Linked DNA regions of Homo sapiens: all the other regions are linked to region 1. Evidence: read pairs that join two places in POLR2A ChIA-PET (ENCODE). Cell type or tissue: Panc1. All regions are shown on one strand. Each heading gives the region's core, and the rest is flanking DNA. Links, peaks and the distances in the headings are about the cores only.

The links. Peaks named below come from ENCODE experiments on the same cell type or tissue, not always from the same donor. Only the 100,000 strongest peaks of a DNase experiment are listed, where the experiment ranks them.
Region 2: POLR2A ChIA-PET joins it to region 1 with 5 read pairs; 5 of 35 experiments call an interaction of 5 or more read pairs at or near these places.
Region 3: POLR2A ChIA-PET joins it to region 1 with 9 read pairs; 1 of 35 experiments calls an interaction of 5 or more read pairs at or near these places.

Annotation. Positions count from the first base shown.
Region 1 is chr5:81,387,791-81,398,646 of GRCh38, forward strand. ACOT12 (acyl-CoA thioesterase 12) reads right to left here and starts at 6,344. Exons shown (of 15, transcript NM_130767.3): 1 at 6,198-6,344. The coding sequence starts at 6,324. In Panc1, for the core only: CTCF peaks have their summits at 5,914 (motif pointing left) and 6,114; a DNase peak (open chromatin) is centred at 5,871; H3K4me3 peaks cover 1,685 bases.
Region 2 is chr5:81,287,194-81,298,049 of GRCh38, forward strand. The region is part of intron 1 of CKMT2-AS1 (CKMT2 antisense RNA 1); the gene reads right to left. Among named protein-coding and RNA genes, the nearest start is that of CKMT2-AS1, 8.9 kb to the right of the region's middle. RefSeq lists a silencer at 4,624-4,824. In Panc1, for the core only: no CTCF peak of the experiment used is centred there; no DNase peak of the experiment used is centred there.
Region 3 is chr5:80,709,575-80,714,574 of GRCh38, forward strand. All of the region lies in intron 8 of MSH3 (mutS homolog 3), which reads left to right. Among named protein-coding and RNA genes, the nearest start is that of DHFR, 57 kb to the left of the region's middle. In Panc1, for the core only: CTCF peaks have their summits at 2,576 and 2,779; a DNase peak (open chromatin) is centred at 2,557.

The sequences.
Region 1 (10,856 bases), core at 3,533-8,532:
TGCCTTGGCCCCTCAAAGCACTGGAATTACAGGTGTGAGCCACCATGCCCGGCTGAGTTATCAATTTTGAATGACTTAAATGATAACTAAAATGCAGTAACCAGTAAAAAAATTAAACTTTTATTGTTTATATTGGGTATCTATTCTGTATATGTAGCACTATACTAGATTTCTTAAGGGATCAAAAAGTAATAAAATCATGACAGTTACTTTTTATTAAGCATTTATTATTGATCAGGCACTGGACTAGTCATTTAAGCATGTCGATTACATGAAGTTGGTACTATTATTAGCTCCCTTTTATAAATAAGAAAATTTAGGCTTAGAAAGATTAAATGCATTGTTCTAAATAGTGATTTTGACTATAGAAGCAATAGGAACTTTCAGGAAAGAGTAGGTTAGACAAACCAGAGAACACTCCCAGAGAAGGACGTGGCTAAATATGGGTTTCAGGAGCTCAATAATCATGATTTATACCATTGATTTTCAAGGGTCATTAAACTAAAAGGAAAAAAAATATGGGGACCACCATAGGGTCCTGGCTTCACATGTCATTACATGCGTGCTGTGTTTTTAAACGAGTGTCAATTAGATGACATGAACTCACAGGACTGGCTTGTTCTGGTTCTTGATTTTGATTGCCCTTCATACCAGCAGAAGTGGAAAACCCTAAAGCTGTTTCTGATTTCCTGGGAGAACAAAGAGAAGCTAAGTGATTGTAAGTAGGTACGAAATGATGACTGATAAAAATAGTGGTAACCTTCCTTCATTTCTTCCTTCCTTCAGCAGATATTGATTGAACACTTGTTTTATTTTATATAAGGCAGCCTCTGCGTAAGGTGCTGGCAATGGGAAACAGCCAGGACCCCTGCTCTCATGGAGTCTAGTGGATGAGCTAGAGGTTAATTAAATGGATATTGATATGGTTTGGCTGTGTCCCCACCCAAACCTCATCTTGAGTTGTAGCTCCCATAATTCCCACATGTTGTGGGAAGGAACCGGTGGGAGATAATTGAATCATGGGGGCAGGTCTTTCCTGTGCTATTCTCATAATAGTGAATAAGCCTCACGAGATGTGATGGTTTTATAAGGGGAAACCCCTTGTGCTTGGTTCTCATTTTCTCTCCTGCCACCGCCATATAAGAAGTGCCTTCCACCTTCCACCATGATTGTGAGGCTTCCCCACCCACATGGAACTGTGAGTCCGTTAAATCTCTTTTTCTTTATAAATTACCCAGTCTCAGATATGTCTTTATCAGCAGCATGAAAATGGACTAATACAGATACATAATGACAAAATGGACTAAGTGCTCTGAAGAAAACAGGGATTTTATGACAGTCAGTAACTGAGATAATACACTAGGTGGGGTATCCAGGAAGGCTGGAGGGCAGAGGAGGGGAAGGCCTGCTGAGCAGAGGGAACAGTGACTACAAAGGTCCTGGTGACTGCAATGCAGAGAGTAGGAGGGAGAGTGGGTGAGATGAGGCTGGAGTGAAGGCTGAGGACAGGCTATGCACAGGGCCTTGAAGCTCTTGGTTCAAAGTTTTTGTAATTATTATTCTTCAAGATATTGTTGCACTGCCTTCTGGTCTCCACTGTTTCTGATGAGGTCAGTGGTAATTCTAATTGTTGTTCTCCTATATACGGTGTTTCAGTCTGGCTGCATTCAAGATTTTCTCTTCATCATAGTTTGACTATGATATGCCTGGATGTATTCTTTGTATTAGTTTTTCTTTCTTTCTTTTTTTAAATTGGAGACAGAGTCTCACTCTGTCATCCAGGCTGGAGTGTGGTGGCACAATCTTGGCTCACTGCAACCTCCGCCTCCTGGGTTCAAGAGATTCTCCTGCTCAGCCTCCTGAGTAGCTGGGAATACAGGCGTGCGCCACCATGCCCAGCTAATTTTTGTATTTTTAGTAAAGATGGGATTTCACCATGTTGGCCAGGCTGGTCTTGAACTTCTGACCTCAGGTGATTTGCCTGCCTCAGCCTCCCAAAGTACTGGGATTACAGGTGTGAGCCACCAGGCCCAGCCTGTATTAGTTTTTCTTGATGTTCTATGACCTTGAATCTGTAATTGTATGTCTTTCACCATATTTGGAACTCTAATTATGTTTATGTTTTATTTTTCCACAAATCTCTGACACTTTATTTTATTTATGTATTTTTTTTTTTTTTTTTGAGACAGGGTCTTGCTCTGTTACCCAGGCTGGAGTACAGTGGTGCAATCATGGCTCACTGCAGCCTCGACCTCCCAGGCTCAAGTCATCCTCACACCTCAGCCTCCTGAGTAGCTGGGACTACAGGTACATGCTACCATGCCTGGCTAATTTTAACATTTTCTTTTTTTGGTAGAGACAGGATCTCTCTATGTTGCCCAGGCTGGTCTCAAGTTCCTGGGCTCAAACCATCCTCCTACCTGAGCCTCCCAAAGTGCTAGGATTATAGGCATGAGCCATTGTACCTGGCCACACTTTATTTTTAAAATTCATTTTTTTCTGTTCTTAGATTGGATAATTTATATTGATGTATTTTTGCATTTACTAACTCTTTTCTCAGCCATGTCCATTCTGCTGTTAAGCCTAGCCATTGAGTTTGTTATTTTAGACACTGTATTTTTCAGTTCTGGAATTACCATTTGGCTTTTAAAAAATAGTTTCTATTACTCTGCAGAAATGTACTGTCTTTTCAATCTTTTTCTTCTTTTTCTTTTTCTTTTGAGATGGAGTCTCATTCTCAAATGAGACTCCAGCACTGGCTGGAGTGCAGTGGTACAATCTCGGCTCACTGCAATCTCCACCTCCCAGATTCAAGTGATTCTCCTGCCTCAGCCTCCTGTGTAGCTGGGATTAAAAGCACCTGCCACAACACCCGGCTAATTTTTGTATTTTTAGTAGACAGGGTTTCATCATGTTGACCAGGCTGGTCTTGAACTCCTGACCTCAAGTGATCCACCTGCCTCAGCCTCCCAAAGTGCTGGGATTACAGCAATCTTTATTATCATATTTTTAATTATATTATTGAGCACAGTTATACTAGCTGCTTTAAAATCCTTGAAGCTTAATTCCAGCATCAGGGTTGTCTAGGGATGAATCTCCATTGATCATCTTTTCTCTTAAGAATAAATCATGTTTCCCTCTGTATTTCAAGTAATTTTGGATAATATCCTAGCCATTGTGAGTGATCCATTGTAGAAACTGTGTTTCTCTGAAAAGTGTTGGTTTTGTTTTTGGTTTTGTTTTTTAAAGCAAGCAGTTAACCTGACCAAACCAAAACTATAATCTGTCTACCTAGAGATGGGCACAACTATTTTCAGTTCTTTTGGCCTCAACCAGGAGGTTTGGAGTCTGTCCTATGTATACATGATTCAAGATTTGCCAGATATCTGGGAAAAGATTATAGATAGATTTTAGGGCTCTGTCTCTCTGGCTCTTTCCTTTCTGGAACTTTCCCTTTTGTATTTCATTCAGTAGCTGTGCTTTTCCCAAACCCTGTCTTTGGGCTCTTCAAACCAGCAAGCCTGTGGGTTTTCCATCAGAACTATAGCTGGGAGCAGACTGGCATTTTCTTTCAGGCTTCAAGTCATTTATAAAACAAACACAGAAAAAGCCAACACCACTTTGTTCTTTCATGTGTTAACTTTCAAGTGTTATAAGCCTACTTTTGTTCACTTTTCACCTGCCTTAAGTCTCTTTTATTTAGTGTTTTGCCCAGAGTTTATAATTATTATCTGTGGGAGATTTTTTAGTAGGAAGCACTTGAACATCTTAGAAAAATCCTTAAAGCCCTTGGTGAAGAAAAGAAAGGGAAAAATGAACAAAACATATGACATGATCAATCAGATTAGCATCTTCAAAGATTACTTTAGAAGCAGTGTGGAGAGGAGACCAGAACGAATGGAGATGAGTTTGGAAATCACTGCTGAAGTCTGCATGAAACATGATGATAGCTTGGAGTAGATGGTCGCAATGGGGGTGCAGCAAAGTGCTTGGATTTCAGAGACTCCTTTAGGGGGTAACACTGATAGGACTTGCTCCATGCATAGAGTATGTGAAGTGAGAAGTAAGGTGGAGAGAGAAATATCAAGGATGACTCCTAGACTTTTGACTTGCTCAACTAGATGAGTTGGGTGCCACTCCAGAGATAGTAAACCCTGGAAAAGATTCACAAATAAAAAACCGTGTGTGTGAGATGTTCCAAAATAATACATGGACGTGTGAGATAGAGGATTACTCAGATAGCTTCAAGACTTTAGACTTAAGGGACTGGAAAAATAATGGGGCCACTGACAGAAGTAAGGATAGTGAGAATATTTCATCTTTCTTTAAATATTGAGAAGACATTTTGGAATCCAGCAGTGCCTAGGGGTCATAGAAATGCCTTGGGGGCCATGACTGGGATTGCAGTAATGTGGCTAAAGAGATAATGCTGGCCTATAAAAAACTCTGAGAAAATCCCAGAGAAATCAGTTTTATATTACTACACAGATTCAGTTACACCTTGGCTAAATAATGTCCCCTGCTTATGTGGTGCCTCAGGTCACCATAAAGTGTTTAACACAGGCGTTATTCATGTTGCCCAAACCAACTTTATCATACAGGTTTTCTTAATATTAGTAACATTATCAGTTATTAATATTATACTACTAATAGTAATGTAACTATTAAGGTATAGAGTAATTGATTGTCAATTGGATCTTTCCATGGTTTCCAAAGATGTCAGGTCATAGAAATGATGACAATTGCAGGTGGGCCATTGTTTCTCCATCACAAGACAGAGGCACTAAGCAAGGTAACTAAAAGTCACTTCAGTGGTCTCATAATGTATTCAGTTGCCTTGGAAACAGGCATCATTATTATTAGCAACCTCAGTGGTTTATGTATTATTCTTTTTTCCTATGTGTGGATTAATTTTGTATTCATGTTTCCATTGTTAATATAACCAATCTCAAATCCTGTTAAAAAAAAAAAAGGCTTAAACGAATCATTGATTTCTCACAATTGTGGAGGCAGGGAAGTTCCAAATCGAGGTGCTTGCCCATTGTAGGTCCTAGTGAGGGCTCTCTTCCTGGCCTGTGGATGGCTGTCTTCCTGCTGTGGCCTCACATGGCAGAGAGAAGCTCTCCAGTGTCTCTTCTTATAAGGACATTAATTGTATGGGACCAGGATTCCACTCTTATGACCTCATTAGCCTTAATTCTTCACTCCAAATAGAGTCACACCAGGGGTTAGGACTTCAGTGTATAAATTTCGGTGGGTGGTGTGGGGGATATAATTCAGTCCTTAATAAATGTTTTTGCCATTTTTACTGTCATTCTGTCACAAGAACACAGTGGAGTTTTCCAGAGACTACATAAGGGTGTGGTAGCAGCAGGGTGAATGCAGAAGCAGGTATGAGTAGTCAGCAATCCTCCACTAGCCAGACCTTAGAGAGACTCGCCAGGATGTAACCTTTATCACCACTCCTCTCGCTACACTTTTGTTCTTGTGGAAAATAGTTATTTCTTAATTAAAAATGTTATGCTAACAATGTAGTCCATTTCTTTTTTAAAAATAATTAAAAATTTTAAATTTCCATTACGGTAAATGTGATATAAATAGCCTACATAAACAAAAGCTGCCTGGGTGCGGTGGCTCATGCCTGTAATCCCAACACTTTGGGAGGCTGGGGCCTCCCAACACTTCAGGATCACTTGAGTCCAGGCGTTTGAGACCAGCCTGGGCAACATAGTGAGACCCCATCTCTACAAAAGCAAAACAAAACAAAACTCCCAAAGTCAGCTGGGCCTGGTGGCGTGCGTCTGTGGTCCTAGTTACTCTGGAGGCTGAGGTGGGAGGATCGCTTTAGCTCAGGAGGTCGAGGCTGCAGCGACCTCTGATGGCGCCACCGCTCTCCAGCCCGGGAGAGAGCTCAACAACAACAACAACAAACAAACAAACAAAAAACCCCGCAGAAGCTCTCTGGGCTCCTCACTTGTTTAATGGAATGAAGGAGTCCCGAGAGCCACACATTTGGGAACCACCGGTCTCGGCCATGCCCAGCGCGGGCGCACTGTTGCAACACCCCTATCCCTGGCTGCGCAGGGTTCAGCTCTCCGCAAGTACCTTCCTCGCCTTCCTACCCCCCCCAGCCCCCAGCCGCCGCCGCTCCCGCAGCCCCGGTCCCGCGCCTCCCCGCAGCCCCGGCGCCCGCCTACCCGCCAGGCAGGCGGTGGTGTCGATCCACTTGAGCAGCTGCCCCGCGCTCAGCTCGCCGCGCGCAGTGGCGTGCGCCGGCTGGATGGCTTGGCTCATGACCACCTCGCCGGGCGCCGGCCGCTCCATGGCCAGGGCGAGAGCGCTACGCCTGCGGCCCCCGACACCCCACCATGCCCGCTCCGCCCGCCCCGCCCTCCCCGCCCAGCTCCAGAGGGCACTGGCGCCGCCCGCCCGGGCCGCGAACCCCTGGCCGCCAGGTGGTGGGAGCTGCGAGTGAGGGGGCCCGCACTGTCATCCCAGGACTATCGCGAGTGGGGGAAAACCAGCGCTCTCGGGTCTCAGGAGAAGTCTGGGAAGTGCGCGGGGAGGGGGCTCCCGGGTAGACAGGTCTGGAAGGCGGCTCCCCGAGAGCCGGAGCGCGAGGAACAGCTTTTGAGATAAAAAAGCTGTTACACTTTCTAGAGCTGCTATCAGTGACTGTACAAAGCAGTCCTCATTAGGGAAACAGTGTCTCCAGAAAACCTCCAGCATCTAATGGATTGGTGGATGTCTGACTGTCAGGGGAGGCTGCTCCAGGGAGCACATTTACGATGGAGAACTGGAAACCCGGAGAAGTGGAGCAAGCAGCTGAGGTGATAGGAGCCGATAAGCGACCCGATCACCTGGCTGGAACCCAGGGCTCCTGACTGTCCGGAATAGCACGAAGAAGCCTAGCCGACTCTCACGAATTGGTGGTGCCTTTTCATCCTTATATTTTTGGCTTGCCAAGCCTCAGCATGGCGACATCAGAATGGAGATTCTGGTATTTTTCTTTCCTTTTTAAAAGATTTTTTTTAAAATGAAAGTGAAGAAATAAGGAAATGTTGACTTGATAGCTTTTAGGAGCCTCTGTGTATAGGTTTCAGGACAATCCAATCATAAATAGGAATTGCATGTTTTCACTGAGGCAAGCATGAAGTCTGACTTATATAAAAGGCATTAAAATAACTTTTAAAAGCAAACAAAAACTTGTGCATCCAAGATGGTCCCATTATGTAGCTATACACTTATTTCAATGATAACGTTATTACATCGCTTTTGGCACTCCTCCTTGGAAAATGCCTTTTTAATGACTTCTGTATTGAGAAATCATAATTTAGGAATTGATAGATTATCATATATTCACTCCATCTACCAATAACTCTGTGAGAGTCATTTATTGACCTTGGACTTGGCCATGTGGCTTGCTTAAGAATGGAATGTGGAGAGATAGCAGTGTACCACCAGTCTTGCCTTTAGAAGCACCGTGTTTCTGTTCTCAGGAACATCTGACCTCTGCCATGAGGTCAAGTAGCTGCCTATTAGCATCTGGGTACCAGACTGAATTCACGTATTGCAGAGGCATCTCAGCCAGCCGGAGGACTCACAGCCTGAAGCAGAGCAACCCAGCAGACATGAAGACTCTTGAGTGAGACATAACTACTTATTGTTGTGTGCCACTGTGATTTTGGGGGTTGTCTGTTATGCAGCAATAGCTGACAGTTACATGAGTGAACTGTATTAATATTTGGGAAGTTTATTAAATTACTGGAAATAAAGTTTGCATTTAGGCTGGGTTGTATTATTTTGGGTAAAAAGTGGTGACTAAAGTGGTGATATTGAATTATGTGTATGGTTGTATACTTGGTTTCTTATAAACTAAAGAAACTTAGGCCAGGCGCAGTGGCTCATGCCTATAATCCCAGCACTTTGGGAGGCTGAGGTTAGGTAAATTGCTTGAGCTCAGGAGTTCAAGACCAGCCTGAGCAACATGGTGAAACCCTCTCTCTACCAAAAATACAAGAATTAGTTGGGCGTGGTGGTGTGTCCCTGTGGTCCCAGCTACTCAGGAGGCTGAGGCAGGAGGATCACTTGAGCCAAAAAGGCAGAGGTTGCAGTGAGCTTGAGTCTCAAAAAAAAAAAAAAAAAAAAAGAAAAAGAAGAAGAAATTTCAAAAATGTTTACGCATAAGTGTAAGAGGATGGGTTTCCAAAATGATTTTCTTGAAGGGGACAGCATGTGTATATTTGTGTGTTTGTCTAGAGATGTTGCTTTAAAAGCAGACATGGTACACAAATTCACTGCTGTGTTTTCTTATCTTTATTATCTCCTGTTTAGATGTCTTCAGATTATGGTTTCATATCTTTTGTTGGTTTCATACTAATTTTCATTTTACTATTCTTGTGTTTTTCTGAATGGTCCCTTTCTTCCTTTTACAATGAAAATGTCATCTGCATGCATGAACATTTGTTACCTCCATTTCTCTCTGGTGTCAAAGATTTTTACTATTATGCTTGAATAAAAGGTCGAGTTTCATTTGTGTTTAGAGACATTTTTGAAGATAAGCAGAATGTGAAGCCAGCTTGATTTTAAAAGTTTGTACACAGGAGCAGGAAAGCTGATCCAAAAAAGTGTGGGAAGTTCCACAATCACTAGAATAACGAGAAAATCTTTAAAATGCTGGAGTGGGAAGGGGAACTGGACAGTCTAAACTCTTATTCTAGAGATGAGGAAATGAAGTGATTTCCTTGGGTCACATTGTAAGGTAGTGGCTGGGTTTTGTGAAAACTAAGAACAAGGAACCTGGAATATAAGTAGAGAGGTAGAAAAAAAAATGCTTTCTCCAGAAACAGAGCCTCTGACAAGAATTTGAGAGCAGACAGTTTATTTGGGAGGAAATTGCAGAAAGCACTGGTAGGGGCATCAAAGTGTAGTCCCCAGGTAAGCAGCCTCAGCCTCACCTAGGATCCTCTTAGAAATGCAGAATCTCAGGCCGGGAGTGTTGGCTCATGCTTATAATCCCAGCACTTTGGGATGCTGAGGCAGGAGGATCACTTCATCCTAGGAGTTTGAGACCAGCCTGAGTAACATAGAGAGACCTTGTCTCTATAAAAAAAAAAAAAAAATTTAAAAATTAGCCAGGAAAGGTAGCATATGCCTGTGGTCCCAGCTACTTTGGGAGGCTGAGGTGGGAGGATTGCTTGAGCCCAGGAGGTCGAGGCTGCAGTGAGCCATGATTGGGCCACTGCACTTCAGTCTGAGTGACACAGTGAGACCCTGTCTCGAAAAGAAAAGAAAAGAAAAAATTATAAATGCAGAATTTCAGGCTCCAACTCAGACCTACTGAATTAGAGTCTAAATTTTATTAAGATTCCTAGGTGATTCAGGGGCACATTACAGTTTGTGAAGAACAGCCCCAGCCATCCCTCCCACTGGCATGAACCCTGGGGTTTTTATCCTCTGACTGGCATCCTTCATTGACTAAGGGCTGGTCCCAGGAGATGAACTCCCCAGGACTTCTGCAGATTTCAGAGCAAGAGCAAGCTTTCAGCTGGAGCTTTATCTCAGTAGGACAGGAAGACGCTGTCAGCTTGGACTAGGACTCAGAATGGTGAGTGCCGTGGCCATGTGGGCAAGGCAGAGAGCCAAAATCCTTACTGTCCTGAACAGCAGAGGCAGCCGGGAGCCTTTCCATTGTGGGAGATATGTCCCAGACAGAGGGTTTGCTAGTTCAAGTACTTCATACAGAGATGAACTTGATTAGCCATCAAACTCTCTCTCTACATTTGGTATGTTTTAAAAGGTGTCAGGTCAGTGTTTCCAAATTCAAATACAAATTTATAAGGATGTGGTTCAAAGTTTAAACTCAGAGCCCCTAAGCAAAAATTCCAGGATGGGTTTTCTCAGCTTTTGGCCGCCAACTTCTTGACTGGAGGGTCTCCTGTCCTTCTCTGCCCCTGAACCCTGCTCTAGGGATGGCAGTGACTTTGGGGAATGGGTTTTCTGCTTGGACTGTCCCTCTTAGCACCTGGAGCCTCAAGATAACCTTGCTCCTGTTTGTCCCTGCACTTCCGGTGGCCCCTTCTTTCTGTCAAGCATTAGGTGTAGAACCTAACAGCCACCACATTTGTGTGGAGTACAGAGCTTTATTTTGTTTGAACAAAAGCCATGTGTATAGAATCTAATTTTTCTGCTTCCCCAGATTTGTTTGGCCCCACTTTCATCCCAGGCCATTGATTACTGCTCAGTGGAGTCCCTTTGCGGTCACCACCACTGCCTGTGAATATGTTGGAGCACATTGTTTTCAAATACTGCATCCCACTTGCTCATGGTATACAATTCTTTCTATATATTGCAGATTTCCATTTACTAATATTTTAATAAGAATTTCTATGTCTGTATTTTTGGGACATGTTGGTCTGCAGTTTTCTTTCTTTAAAACTGTCTTTGTCTGGTTTTGGTGTCAGGGTTCATAAAATGAATCGGGAAATGTTCCCCCACCATGTATTCTGAAAAAGACTGTATATATTTGGTGTTCTTTACACTTTTGGTAGAATTCTCCAGTGAAACTATCTGGGCCCTGAAGATTTTTTTTGGAAGTTTAAAATTTTTTTTTTTTTTTTTTTTTTTTGAGACGGAGTCTCACAGTGGCGCACAGGCTGGGGTGCAATGGCACGATCTCTGTTCCCTGCAACCTCTGCCTCCCAGGTTCAAGCAATTCTCCTGCCTCAGCCTCCTGAGTAGTTGGGATTACAGGTGTCCGCCACCACACCCAGCTAATTTTTTGTATTTTTAGTAGACGGGGTTTCACTATGTTGCCGGGTGGGTCTCGAATGCCTGACCTCATGATCCTCCCGCCT
Region 2 (10,856 bases), core at 2,774-7,773, 100 kb before region 1:
TATCATGGAACCTAAAAAAGGGGAATTAAGAGATCATTACTGGGCCAGGAGCGGTGGCTCATGCCTGTAATCCTAGCACTTTGGGAGGCCGAGGCAGGTGGATCAACCTGAGGTCAGGAGTTTGAGATGAGCATGGCCAACATGGTGAAACCTCATCTCTACTAAAAATACAAGAAATTATCCGGGTGTGGTGGCAGATGCTTGTAATCCCAGCTACTCGGGAGGCTGAGGCATGAGAATCACTTGAACCCAGGAGGCAGAGGTTGCAGTGAGCCGAGATCGCACCACTGCACTCCAGCCTGGACAACAAGAGTGAAACTTCATGTTAAAAAAAAAAAAAAAAGAGCGAGATCGTAACTGATGAATAAACCTTCAGCACCATCAGAGAAAGCTCTATTCACCCTAGGGGTTAGACTGTTTGACCATGTTCAACCAATCACTTATCTGAGTGCTGTGAAAACACCCACACCAGAAATGAAGGATTAAAGAGGTATACCATAATTAATCATGTATTCATTCTGCAAACATAATCTATATCTGAAAATGAGTAAACCTAGTTTGAGGTATGTAATTATGAAACTGTAAAAGCAGGATTTAAGAAGAGTTTTTTAATAGCTTCATGAAACTTACGAGTTATAGTGGAAATCCAATGAACTGATATTATCATTTACTTTTTACTATATACATCAGATTCCCTATTCTCCAAAAGTGTATTTGACTCATAAGCTGTATCTATTTTCAACCTGAATGCCAAATTTTGGCATCATCACAAAATCTTTGTTTGCATAAAACTTATTTTTGGCATAAAAGCAATTATGAAAATAGAAAACTCTTTTAAATAATGTAGATGAGGCCAAAAAGGAAGACACTGGGCTCTTGTAAAAACTGTACTGCTGAAGACACGTGCAAACATGCATGAAACAGATGTAAATATAGACACAATTTGTGAACACTGCAGACAGGGCCTGAATTACTTGGAACTCATCAGGACTGATGAGGCACTAACTGCATTCAGGTGCACTTCAATCAGAACTAGATTATACCATTAAAATTAACGAGCCATAAGAAGACTTTAATGAATAAAAGAGGACTGGTATTAAAATCTTTTACACATTTTACTCATTTGGCAACAATGTGGTTAACAGTGCAGTCACATCTCTTTGTGGTAGACAGGCAAAAAATTTAATTATTCAAGTTTTTTTTTTTTTTAAGATGGAGTCTCGCTCTGTCGCCCAGGCTGGAGTGCAGTGGCACGATCTCAGCTCACTGCAACCTCTGCCTCCCATGTTCAAGCAGTTCTCTTGCCTCAGCCTCCCGAGTAGCTGGGATTACAAGGGCCTGCCACCACGCCTGGCTAATTTTTGTATTTTTGGTAGAGACGGGGTTTCACCATGTTGGCCAGGCTGGTCTCAAACTCCTAACCTCAAGTGATCCGCCCACCTCAGCCTCCCAAACTGCTGGGATTACAAGCGTGAGCCACCGCGCCCAGCCTTAAGATGTTTTTTAAGTAACACACTCTCTGGCACATCGCTTCGATATTCACTTAAATGGCCTATTGGAGGCCGAGGAGGGCGGATCACGAGGTCAGGAGATTGCGACCATCCTGGCTAACATGGTGAAACCCCGTCTCTACAAAAAAAATACAAAAAAAATTAGCTGGGCGTGGTGGCGGGCGCCCGTAGTCCCAGCTACTCCGGAGGCTGAGGCAGGGGAATGGCGTGAACCCAGGAGGCGGAGCTTGCAGTGAGCAGAGATCGAGCCACTGCTTTCCAGCCTGGGCGACTGAGGGAGACTCTGTCTCAAAAAAAAAAAAAAAAAAAAAAAAGAGATCAACTTATCTGTATCTGTCTTTTGCCATCCTGTTATTTCTTAAAATAGAAACAAAACATCTTTCTCTGATCCCAAATTTTCTCATTATACTGCTGAGATGTTGTTTTTTCCCTCTTTTAAGTTGTTAGTGCTTTTCTAAGCCAATAAGGCCCCAATTAAAAAAAAAAAAACTCTTTTCTAGGAATATATTCCCCATTCCATGACAGGGATGGAAAGTCCAACCATCTTCAAATAGGGCTACTATAACATTCTGCAATATATAAAGTTGGCAAGGAAAGATGAATATTTGTCAGGTATCAATGTGTACTTTATTATTAGCCCAGCAAGTAATAGAAATATTAGACAATCTCAGGAAGATAACATGGCCATATCTCTCAGCACAGGGAAGGAAACAGACATTTAAAATTCTGGATCCACAAAACCTCACATATCAATATTAATCTTGAATGTAAATGATCTAAATGCCCCCACTTAAAAGGCGCAGAGTGGCAAGTTGGATTAGAAAAGCAAGACCTATCCATCTGCTGTCTTCAAGAGACCAATCTCACACATAAGGACACCCACAGACTCAGTAAAAGGTTGGAAAAAGATCTATCATGCAATGGAAAACAAAAGAGCAGGGGTCGCTATTTTTATATCAGCTAAAACAGACTAAACCAATAACAGCAAAAAAAAAAAAAAGGACAAAGAAGGGCATTATATAATGATAAAGGGTTCAATTCAACAAGAAGATGTAACTATCCTAAATATATATATGCACACAACACTGGGGCAACAAGATTCATAAAACAAGTACTTCTACATCTACAAAAAGACTTAAGACAGCCACCCAGTAATAGTGGAAGACTCCAACACCACACTGACAACATTAGAAAGATCATCAAGGTAGAAAACTAACAAAGAAACTCTAAACTGACATTTGACATTTGACCAACTGGATCTAATAGACATCTATAAAATACTTCCACCTATCAACCACAGAATATACATTCTTATTTTATGTTCTGGGGTACATATGCAGGATGTGCAGGTTTGTTACCTAGGTAAATGTGTGCCATGGTGGTTTGCTGCACCTGTCAACCCATCACCTAAGTATTAAGCTCAGCATGCATTAGCTATTTTTCCTGATGCTCTCCCTCCCCTAGCCCCTGACCCTGCCTACAGGCCCCAGTGTGTGCTGTTCCCCTCCCTGTGTCCATGTGTTCTCATTGTTCAACTCTCACTTATAAGTGAGAATATGCAGTATTTGGTTTTGTGTTCCTGCTTTAGTTTGCCACAAGACACATTCTTATATGCACATGGGAACATACTCCAAGATCAACCACATCCTGGGCATAAACCAAGTCTTAATAAACTAAAAAAAAAATCAAAATCATACCAACCATACTCTCAAAGTATAGTGGGATAAAAACAGAAATAAATGCCAAGAAGATCGCTCAAAACCACACAATTACATGGAAATTAAACAACTTAGTCCCAGAGGACTTTTGGGTAAACAAGAAAATTAAGGCAGAAATCAAAAAATTCTTTGAAAGAAATGAAAATAGACAACATACCAAAATATCTAAGATACAGCAAAAACTGTACTTGAAATGTTAGAAAAATCTCAAATTAATGACCTAACATCAGACAGAGGAACTAGAAAAATAAGAACCCCAAAGCTAGCAGAAGAAAAGAAATTTTAGTTATTTCAGAGCAGAACCAAACAAAATTCAGACCCAAAAGTCCATACAAAGAATCAACAAAACCAAAAATTGGTTTTCTGAAGGATAAAAAAGATCACAGACCACTACCTAGATTAACAAAGAAAAAAGAGAGATGATCCAAATAAGCACAGTTAGATATGACAAAGGTGGCCAGGCATGGTGGCTCATGCCTGTAATCCTAGCACTTTAGGAGGACAAGGTGGGTGGATCACTTGAGCCCAGGAGTTCAAGACCACCTGGGTAACATGATGAAACCCTGTCTCTACAAAAGTTAGCTGGGCATGGTGGCATGCACCTGTAGTCCCAGCTACTTGGGAGGCTGAAGTGGGAGGATTACCTGAGCCTAGGGAGGTCAAGACCTCAGTGAGCCAATGATCATGGCACTGCATTCCAGCCTGGGCAAAAGGGTAAGACCCTGTCTCTAAATAAATGACAAAGGTGATATTACCACCAATCCCACAGAAATACAAAAGATACTGAGAGACTATTATGAACACCTCTATGCACACAAACTAGAAAATCAAGAGGAAATGGACACATTCCTGGAAACACACAATCTCCTAAGATTGGATCAGGGAGAAACTGAAATCCTGAATAGACCGGTATCAAGTTCTGAAATTGAAACCAGTGATAAAAAAAATCTATAAGCCAATAAAAGCCCCAGACCAGATGGATCCACAGCAGAATTCTAACAGACATACAAAGAAGAGCTGGTACCAATTCTACTGAAACTATTAAAAAAAAAATCAGGGAAGAACTCCTTCCTAAATTATTCTATGAAGCCAGCATCACCCTGACACCAAAACCTGGCAAAGACACAACAAAAGAAAAAGAAAACTATATGTCAATATCCCTGATGAACACAGATGCAAAGATCCTGAACAAAAATACTAGCAAACTGAATACAACAGCACATCAAAAAGTTAATTTACTACGATCAAGTAGGCTTCATTCCCAGAAAGCACAGTTAGCTCAACATGTGCAAATCAATAAATGTGATTCAGCACATAAACAGAAGTAAAACAAAAACAATATAATCATCTCGAAAGACACACAAAAAAGCTTTTGATAAAATCTAATATCCCTTCATGATAAAAATCCTCAAGAAACTATGCATCAAGGTGTTGTGGCTCCTTCACTCCCATAGTTCAGTGAGTTCCAAGTTCTTGTCCCATGACCAAGAGGAATGAGGTTCACGGACACCAGAGGGTAAGTAAGGCATAGATTTTTATTAAGTGACAGGAAAAGCTCTCAGCAGCAACAGGTGACCTGAAAGTGGGTTGATGCCTATGGGCTTGTCCCCAGAGGTTTCTGTCCCCTCTTTCCAGGGGCGTTTTTCTCATTTGCATCTTGCACAACCCTCTATGTCCTGGTTGCTTCCTGGTCCCACTTCTTTCTGCACAGGTGTGTTCTTCTCCAAAGCTACTCCATCTTAGTTATTACCCATAAACATCACAGAAAAGCCCACATGGCAGGGGGGTGAAACTACCATGCAGATGTCATGTTAATGACTTATATATAATGAGCTGGGTCAAGTTAAGGATGTTACGTTTATTTACTGCACCTGTGCCTAAGTTGGGACACTCCCTTCTTGGGCAAACATCCTGGTATAAGAGGAAGCTCTTCACCACACTTCCACCTGCTTGCTACATAACACGGGCAGTGCAGTTGTGGTCCCATAAGTGTTGTTCTTCTCCAAAGACCTTCCCTAACTGCCTAGCCAGCCCCTAACTGCTCCTCTCTCAAAAGGAACATATTCCAAATAATAAGAGCCATCTATGACAAACCCACAGCTAACATCATACTGAACAAGCAAAAACTGGAGAAGTTCCCTTGAGAACTGGAATAAGACAAGAATGCCTTCTCTTACCACTCATATTCACCATAGTACTAGAAGTGCTAGCCAGAGCAATCAGGCAAGAGAAAGAAATAAAAGGCATCCAAATAGGCAAAGAAGAAGTGAAACTATCTGTCTTCATGGATGATATGATTCTATACCTTAAAAACCCTAAAGCTGGCTGGGTGTGGTGGCTCATGCCTGTAATCCCAGCACTTTGGGAGGCCAAGGCGGGAGGATCATGAGCTCAGGAGTTCAAGACCAGCCTGACCAACATGGTGAAACCTGGTCTCCACTAAAAATACAAAAAAAAATTAGCCAGGCGTGGTGGCCCGTGCCTGTAATCCCAGCTACTCAGGAGGCTGAGGCAGGAGAATCACTTGAAGCCGGGAGATGGAGGTTGCACTGAGCCAAGATTGCGCCATTGCACTCCAGTCTGGGTGACAGAGCGAGACTCCATCCAAAAACAAAAAAAAACAAAAAAACAAAAAACAAAAAACAAAGCTGTCATCAAAAACCTCCTAGAACTGATAAACAACTTCAGTAAAGTTTGAGGATACAAAATCAATCTATAAAAACAGTAGCATTTCTATATTCCAATAACATTCAAGTTGAAAGCCAACTCGAGAATGCAATCCCACGTACAACACATACACACACACACACAGAGAGAGAGAGAGACAGAGAGAGAGAGAGAAGTACCTAAGAACATATCTAACCAAGGAGGTGAAAGGCCACTACAAGGAGAACTACAAACACAGATGATACAAACAGATGGAAAAACATTCCATGCTCAGATTGGAAGAATCAATATCATTAAAGTAGCCATACTGCCCAAAGCAATCTACAGATTCAATGCTATTCTTACCAAATTACCAATGTCATTTTTCACAGAACTAGAAAAAAGCTATTCTGAAATTTACATGGAACCAAAAAAGAGCAGGAACAGCCAAAACAATCCTAAGCAAAGGGAACAAAGTTGGAGGTATCATGTTACCTGACTTGAAACTATCCTAATAAGTTACAGTAATCCAAACAGCATGGAACTGGTACAAAAAGAGACAGAGACCAATGGGAATAGAATAGAAAAACCAGATATAAAGCTGCACAACCATCTTATATTCAAGAAAATCAACAACAACAAAAAAGCAATGGGGAAAGGACTCCCTATTCAATAGTGTTGGGATGGCTAGCTAGCAACATGTGGAAGAATGAAACTGGATCATACCTTTCAAAAATTAACAATAGATAGATTAAAGATTTAAATGTAAGACCTCAAACTATAAGAATTATAGAAGAAAATCTAGGAAACACCATTCTGGACACTGGCCTTGGAAAAGAATATATGCTAAGTTCTCGAAAACAACTGTAACAAAAACAAAAATTGGTTTAAGTGGGACGATCTAATTAAACTAAAGAGCTTCTGCACAGCAAAAGAAACTATCAACACAGTAAACAGACAACCTACAGAATGGGAGAAAATATTCACAAACTATGCATCCAACAAAGGTCTAATATCCAGAATCTATAAAGAATGTAAACAATTGAACAAGCACAAAACCCCTTTAAAAAAACAGGCAAAAGACATGAACAGGCACTTCTCAAAAGAAGATATACACGTGGCCAACACATATGAAGAAATACTCATCATCACTATCAGCAGAGAAATGCAAATTAAAACCACAATGAGATACCATCTCCCACCAGTCAGAACGGTGATTAAAAAGTCAAAAAACAACAGGCTGGGCACGGTGGCTCATGCCTGTAATCCCAGTACTTTGAGAGGCTGAGGTGGGTGGATCACGAGGTCAAGAGATTGAGACCATCATGGCCAACACGGTGAAACCCTGTCTCTACCAAAAACACAAAAATTAGCCGGGTATGGTGGCGCATGCCTATAGTCCCAGCTACTCAAGAGGCTGAGGCAGGAGAATCACTTGAACCCAGGAGGGGGAGGTTGCAGTGAGCCAAGATCGTGCCACTGCACTCCAGCCTGGCGACCGAGTGAGACTCCGTCTCAAAAAAAAGACCAAAAAAAAAAAAGTCAAAAACAACAGATGCTAGTGAGGCTGCAGAGAAAAGGGAATGTTAATACACTGTTGGTGTGAATGTAAATTAGACCAGCCACTGTGGAAAGCAATTTGGAGATTTCTCAAAGAACTGAGAACTACCACTTGATCCAGCAGTCCTGGGTCTCAAAGGAATGTAAATCGTTCTGTTATAAAGACACATGCACTCATATGTTCACTGCAGCACTATTCACAATAGCAAAGGCACAGAATCAACCTAGGTGCCCATGAATGGTGGACTGGATAAAGTAAATATGTACATATACACCATGGAATACTATGCAGCCATAAAAAGAAATCATGTCCTTTGCAGCAACATGGATGAAGCTAGAGGCCATTATGTTAAGTGACTTAACACAGGAACAGAAAACCAAATACCATATGTTCTTGCTTATAAGTAGGAGCTGAACACTGGGTATTCATGGACATAAAGATGGCAACAACAGTCACTGGGGACTGCTAGAGGGAGGAGAACAAGGGTTGAAAAACTATTAGGTATTATGTTCAGTACTTGGGTGATGGGATCAATCATAACCCAAGCCTCAGCATCATGCAATATACCCATGTAACAAACATGCACATTCTTAAGAATGCTGTGTTTCACAAATTGCACATTCTAAATTCAAATTGTTTGCAGATTTTGTGATAAGGGAAAGTATACATAGTTAACACCTTGATTCTTACATTTAAGAGTAACTTAAGTAGTAAATAAAGGAGAAAGATGTAAAACTGAGCTTCAAGAGAATCAAGTAAATACTACTCATAAAATGGTTAAACACAAGTTTTTAAAAAATTTTTTTTATATTGTGGTAAACATACGTAACAAAATTTACTACTAGTCATTTTAAGTGTACAGTTCTGTGGCATTAAGCATATCCACAATGCTGCATAACCATCACTACCATTCTAAATTTCAGTTTTAAAAACCAACATCCAATACAGGAAAAGTGGCAACACATGTAGATTGAATACTGTACCTTAGGATTAGGTCTTAAAAGTCCTTCTTAGTATTTAAAAGAAGAATTTTTAAAAATTTTATATATATATAATATATATAAAATAGATATATCATATATGATATCTCTCTATATCATTAGATACGTCTATATATGTCTATATATCATATATAATAGATATATCTATTATATATCTATCATATGATATATATCATATATCATATGATAGATATATCTATTACATATTATAGATATATCTATTATATATCTATATCTATTATATATTATATTTAATAGATATATCTACATATAATATATATTATATATTATATAATAGATATATCTACATATATTATATATTATATATAATAGATATATCTACATATTATATATAATAGATATATCTACATATAATATATATTATATATAATAGATATATCTACATATTATATATTATACATTATATATAATAGATATATATCTATTATATATTAGATATATATTATATATCTAATATATATTTAATTATGTATAGTATATATAAGATAATAGATATATCTATAATATATAGTATATATCTTATATATACTATATATAATAGATTAATATATCTATATTATTATATATAATATTGGTTATATATAATAGATATATAATTATATGTATCTATTATATATATATATCTCTATCTGGTTTGCTGTACTTCTCCAAGACATACTGTTTAGAGATCTAAAAGCCACATACACTCAGTGTAGCTAATCTTCCTCTCTGAAAACTTGCTGGTGACTTCCATATAAAGCTTCCCTGGGCAAAACTACACAAGTGCCTTCCTTCATTTGCTCCTTGAGGAATTTAAAATCTGTTTTTTTTTTTTTGAGACAAAGTTTCATTCTTGTCACCCAGGCTAGAGTGCAATGGAGCGATCTCAGCTCACTGCAACCTCTGCCTCCGAGATTCAAGCGATTCTCCTGCCTCAGCCTCCTGAGTAGCTGGGATTACAGGTGCCTGCCTCCACGCTTGGCTTTTTTTTTTTTTTTTTTTTTTGTATTTTTACTAGAGACGAGGTTTCATCATGTTGTCCAGGCTGGTCTCGAACTCCTGACCTCAGGTGATCCGCCTGCCTCGTCCTCCCAAAGTGCTGGGATTAAAGAAGTGAGCCACCGCGCCTGGCCCTGTTTGTCTTCTTTACCAGATTCCTCTGGGGGTATGAACTGTGTCCAATTCATCTTCATAGAGCTCACCATTAGACTCTCACATCTTCCGGAATATATGTAAATGTGACTTTCTACATCTTCTTGGTCCATAAATGTTTCTTAAATATTTGTGGGACCTCTTTTCCTATGATCATTTATTTGCTATGCCATAGTTTTGGGCAGGTTATGTTTTTCCTCGTATGTGGTCCTCTTAAATTAGTTCATCTGAAATCATTAATTACTGTACTGTTTTTACCCAGACTTACTGGTAGATTATTTTATATAGTAGTTACTAAATCAGTACGAAATATTTTTGCCACTTGGTTATGTTCACTTTGACCTTTTATGAAGTACTAGCATAAATTTTTATCTCTTTTTTGTGTATATGTCAGCGTGTGTCAGTCTTATCTGCAAAAGCATTTCAGCTTATTGGAGAGGATTTTAGATCGAGTACATGTATTTATTTTTTACTGACTCCTCCTCCTCACCTCCCTGATCCCTCTCTCCAGTTGTCTGCAACACATTCTACTGTGAAGTTTTTCTTAAAACTTCCCAGGAAGAAATATTTTATCTGTAATCTCTATATCACCATAATTCCCTCACTAATTATAACATCAGCTTATTAGTGGTTTAGCAATCTGTCTTACTCTCACAGGCTCTTGGCTGCTTAAGGGCAGGGACCTCTCTGTCATTTGTATATATTTAGCACTTAAGGTACTGGCAAATAGTAGACATCAAAAAGTGCTTTTTCCTCACCTATCCTATTTTACAGAATTCCATTTGTAACTGCAAGACCTCTCATTGTTCCTTGGAATGGACAGTCTAAGGCCCGTATCTGGTATGATTTCCTCAGACATAAGGAGGAGGAAGTACGCATTTCAGAGAATAAAGGAGAGCTTGCAAATCTTGCCACTTGTTTGTAATTTAGGTTTAAGTATTCATTTGAAGCACTTAACATCCTAACCACCGAAACACATGATTAGGAACTCAAATTTGAGAAATACAACAAGATGGTAAGATGAGTCAGAAGGATACATCATTTTTGTGATTAGTGTTCCAACACTATTCTTTATCACGTTTAAGCAAAGAAGATGAAAGAGATTCAAGCTTTTTCAGAGGGTAACACAAACTTTATATTATTCCTATTCCTTATTGCCTAGGAACCTCAAGTAACTTCCACTAATAGGTTTCTCTTGCTCCACACTTCCAATAGATTTTCTTTCACTTCTGAAATAAAGCAGTATTGCTTGTAATTTTGTTACTGA
Region 3 (5,000 bases), core at 1-5,000, 680 kb before region 1:
TCACGTGAGATCGCGCCACTGCACTCCAGCCTGGGCGACAGAGTGAAACTCCGTCTCAAAAAAAGAAAAAAAGAGTTTTTAACAACTTTTGTTAATTTTTCTTATGTTTAATAATAATTATAGATAAGCTTTTCTTTACCTTTGGTTTTCTCATATTTGAGGACTGCAATTTAAATGATCTTCAGGAACTTCTTTTCTTCTTGTATTTTGTGAAATGAAATGCTTTTAAAGGCATTTCAGGCATCAGAGGTAGATGAGGTGGTATTTTGGGCAGTGGCAGTTGTTTCTGAAATCACACATTAGTAGCTTTTCCTATCCTTTATCTTCTGTTCCCCTGGAGTGAAAAAGGTGCTGTTGGAGGCAAAATTTGTGGCTACTGAAAATATTCCTTAATGCTGGTAGCTTCTTGACTTCGTGCCTTTCTTACCCAATTACATCTATTCTAAAGCTGTCCCACTTCTTTTCCTTTGAGCACATGACTACTGCTATCTATCTCCTATTCTTAACCAGCATTAATTACACTGTGTATTAGATACTGTTTTAAAGGCTTTATGTTTGTTGACCGACTTAATCCTCATAAACACCCTTGTGAGGTTGCTGCTGTTATTTTATTACGGGTTTTATAGATGAGGAGACTGAGGCTCAGAGATGTTAAGTAGCTTGTCTAGGTTATACAATTACTAAGTGGCAAAACTGGAAGTTGATACAGACTTCCTGGCTCTAAAGCACACTATGTCATACAGCCTCTCAGGAAAAACACAGAAGGGAGCAGCTATTCCCTTCCTTCACCTTTACTTTTGACTGCAAAAGGGGTAATATTTTATAGCACAATTAAAATTATTTTGGTTAATATTTTATGAAATTTCTTTCCCTTATAATGCATATTACAGTCTGAATTTCTCTCTGGTGGTAAAGTTTCTGACAAAGCATCTGTGCTTAAAACAAAGCAGCTTTATTTATGAAGGTATTTCTTTACAAACCACAGCCCTGGTATCCAGCAGAAAGCATGGGTTGTCTTTACATGTGGTTATTCTTCTGGGAAAGCATCTTAGAGGAGGTGAGCCTTGACCTGCTTGTTAACTGAGAATATGTGCACAGGTCTGGGGTATAGTATGTGTAGATTCGTGGTAAAAAGACTTGGGATTGTGAGGGGCTGAAAGATTACGAAAGGATAGGGGTTTTAAAATATTATTACTAAGGAGTTCTGTCCTTAGAAAAGATTTCTAGGATCAAGAACCAAGAGCTGGACGATGATGACAACAGGCAGAAATGAGTGGCTTCTCTCAGCCCTTGACTTCTCTGCCATTCCCTCCCCCTTCGAGTGTTCCCCTTTCCTTTGGTTTCCAAGTTGCACGCTGATCCTCTTAGTGTTTTTAACCTCATTGCAGACAGAAGTACTTTCCCATCAGGTTTGCCAAGACAGACTAGAATTTTTTTGTTAGAATTTTACCTTTAAAAACAAAACCAAAACCAACCATTACAAAAGAAGCAAAGGTATAATCAAAAGTGTAGAAAAAACTAGAAAAAAAGTTTTAGAACAACACGAGTTTACCTAGTATAGACTTTCTGCCTTATGGTAATACCTCCTGTCTCTCTTAGCCTTTTGAACAGCCCAGCTCTCATTGTGCTAGCCTTGAGTCTGAGGCCCCATGGAGTTCCCATAGTGGGGAAATTCTCAATCCTCCCTTGCTCCCAAACAGGCCTCTCCTTTGCGGATAGGTCCTGGTGTGTTTCTTCACCTCAGGCCTCTTTAAGCCTGAAGAAGCGTGGGCCCTACATCTGCTTTTAGTTTTCAGTCCCTTGTGGTAAGTTGGCTAAGGCCCTTTCGCCTCTGTTGGTAAGGAGGGGTTTTTTGGGCCTCCAGAACCTCCCACAGGTGCTGTGTCTTCCTGTTGGCTCATTCCGAGGAGGACTCACCAGCTGACTGTCAAACTGGGTCTTCCTCACCTTGGTTCACTGTTGGCCATGTGGACTTCAGTAGGGGCTGCCATCCTTCTAAGAAGCTATGCGATTGTGTCTATTTCCTTCTCTGGACAGCAGGAGACCCCTTTTTGAAGACAGCACATTTTCTTTTTTTCTTCTTTTTTTTCTTTTTTTTGACATGGTGTCTCATTCTGTTGCCCAGGCTGGAGTACAATGGTGTCATCTCGGCTCACTGCAACCTCCGCCTCCTGGGTTCAAGCGATTCTCCTGCCTTAGCCCCCTGAGTGGCTGGGACTACAGGCCTGCACCACCATACCCAGCTATTTTTGTATTTTTAGTAGAGACAGGGTTTCACCATGTGGGCCAGGCTCGTGTTGAACTCCTGACCTCAAGTGATCCACCTGTCTCGGCCTCCCACAGTGCTGGGATTACAGGTGTGAGCCACCACGCCCGGCCAGCACTACACTTTCTAATGAGTTTTTATTGAAAAAAATTTTAGTTGAAAATGAAGCTGTTGGCTCGTAAGTGAAAAGCTTGAAGGCAGGCTGGAATCAGGCATGGCTGGAATTGGGCATGGCTGGTTGTAGGGGCTCTGCTCTTTCCTCTCCTCCTGTGATGGCTGCCTCCTGGTGTTCCACAAGGTGGCAGGATGCTCCAGTGCTCTGTCCTGACTCCCAGCCTCCAGGGTTCTAGTCCAGGGAAGAGGACCAGCATCTCCTTCTGGGAGCTCCTGTATAAATCCTGTAATCCATTTTTTCTCTTCTTTCTCTTTTCTAATATGCCATTTTATTTTTTAATAAGTTGTATATTTTAGTTCAAAAAATGGAAAGTATTTTAAAAAGATTATGAGGTAAAGAGTTTCTTCCATCCTGTCCCTTTTACTATTATAAAAACACCCTTCATTGTCCTGTTTTAATGGTTTTTATTCGAATTTTATTTTTCCTGGTAATAAGATTTGATCTCATACTTTCTTTTTATTTGTATTCACCTAATATATACCTCTAGGCAGTTGTTGTTTTTCAGCCATCTTTTTAATTTGTAACCTTTCTGAATTACTTTGTTTTGGATTGCACTCCTATTTGTAGCATAGAATTTTGGGGTTTTTTTCCCCTCTGTGATCCAATCTGAATTTAATTTTCTTTTAATAGGTGAATTTAGCCCTTTAATATGTCAGATATATTTGATATTAGTTTATACTATTTTGTGTTATATTTTCTATTTTTATATCTTTTAAATAATCTTTCACGATGTGATCTGTTTTCTTTGCATCTTTTTTTTTTGTTGGTTTTGTCCTGGTGGTTGGTTTTAGAATTATAATTTCAAATAATGCCCTTAGTCTTCTAAGAAAGTGGTGGTTGTTCCCTACTGTGAGCACTGATAAAATTAATGAGTTTCATAGTAATTCTAATATGGAGATATTAAAGCCAGGTTACCTTGTCTGTCCTACTCAGTCAAGAACCCTGTTTCATTCTGTCTTCAGAGGAGAGAATGAATTACTCGGCTTGGAACTCATCAGTGCTATTATTACCAATGAGTTCACTGTCAGAGGGGGCCTTGTAAGTTTTCCCAGAGGATACTGTCCACCTTTAACAAGGCTCTTTTTGTCTATGAGTTTCTAAAGTCGGTATAGATCATGCAATTGGTAAGCTGACATTTGTTTGTTCACAGTTGAACATTAGTTCAGAGTCTCTGTTGGTGGTCTGTTATTTGATGCCAGAGAGTCACCAGTTTTATTTCCAAGCAGACATTAAAAGATATTATTGGTTCTGAAGTTCCCTTGTTTTAATGTGGGCTCAACACTTGCTGAGAGAGCATTTAGTTTTTCAAAAGCAATATGGTAGGCAACAGAGAGGCATGTTACATGTGAAAAGGATTTCTTTTTTTTAAAATTAGAAGCTTTAATTTAACCGTCTAGCTTGGCATGCCCTGTGTAATGACTGAGAGACCGAGATGACTGTCTTGTTGTGAGTCCCACCAACAAGGACAGAAGGGAGGTTGCCACCTTGGGAGGAGCACATCTTCTGTTCATGCTCCTCTCCATTCAGGAGGCTTCAGCCCCACAGCACAAATAGCCTCTGTAGCGGTCAAGGGAATGTGGTTTTATAATTTTTTAGATCTGGGTCAATTATATAATCATAGATAACTTAATTTTTTTGATGCAGTGGTATTTACTGTCCACCTCTAATAAAGCAGGTGAATCATAGACTACCATTGGATACATGTCTTTGGAGCAGATTTCCATCCATTTTTACTCCAGTCCTATGGTGGCTACCGGTATTGTTCTTGTCGCCTGCTATTCTTAAGTCTGCAGTTTGCCTGTGACTCACCCCAGGAAACCTGTTGAAAATGCTCGCTCTCCTCTAACTTCCTGCTGAATTCAGATTTAGCACCTTTCGGGTGGGAATCTGTACTTCTTTGCAGGTGACTCTGATGCCGGTGTCCCACAGACTACAGTTTGAGGAAATCAAGACTGACAGTTCTGCAAGGTTTATTACCCTTTAATTTTTCAAAAAATACCTTCAGCAACAGAGAGGCATGTTACATATGAAAAGGTTAAAGTAGAAATTTTCCTAAAATCTATGTGACAGAATTCTGGTAGGATGCTAGGCATGTGTGCAGAATTTCAAATAGACTTTTTTTTTTTTTTTTTTTTTTTGAGATGGAGTCTCACTCTGTCACCCAGGCTAGAGTGTGGTGGTGCAATCTTGGCTCACTGTAACCTCCGCCTCCCGGGTTCAAGCGATTCTCCTGCCTCAGCCTCCCGAGTAGCTAGGATTATAGGTGCCCACCATCACACTCGGCTCATTTTTGTATTTTTAGTAGAGACAGGGTTTCACCATGTTGGCCAGGTAGGTCTGGAACTCCTGACCTCAGGTGATCCGCCCTCCTGAGCCTCCCAAAGTGCTGAGATTACAGGTATGAGCCACCACGTCTGGCCCAAATAGACTTTTGTTTCAGAGATACAGTGATTTGAATTTATCATAACGTTCTTTAATTAAGAAATCCAGGAAAATAGAGATAGGAGATTTTATAACTTTAACCAGTTTGAAAAAATATTTATGTGAAGATGGTTTAAT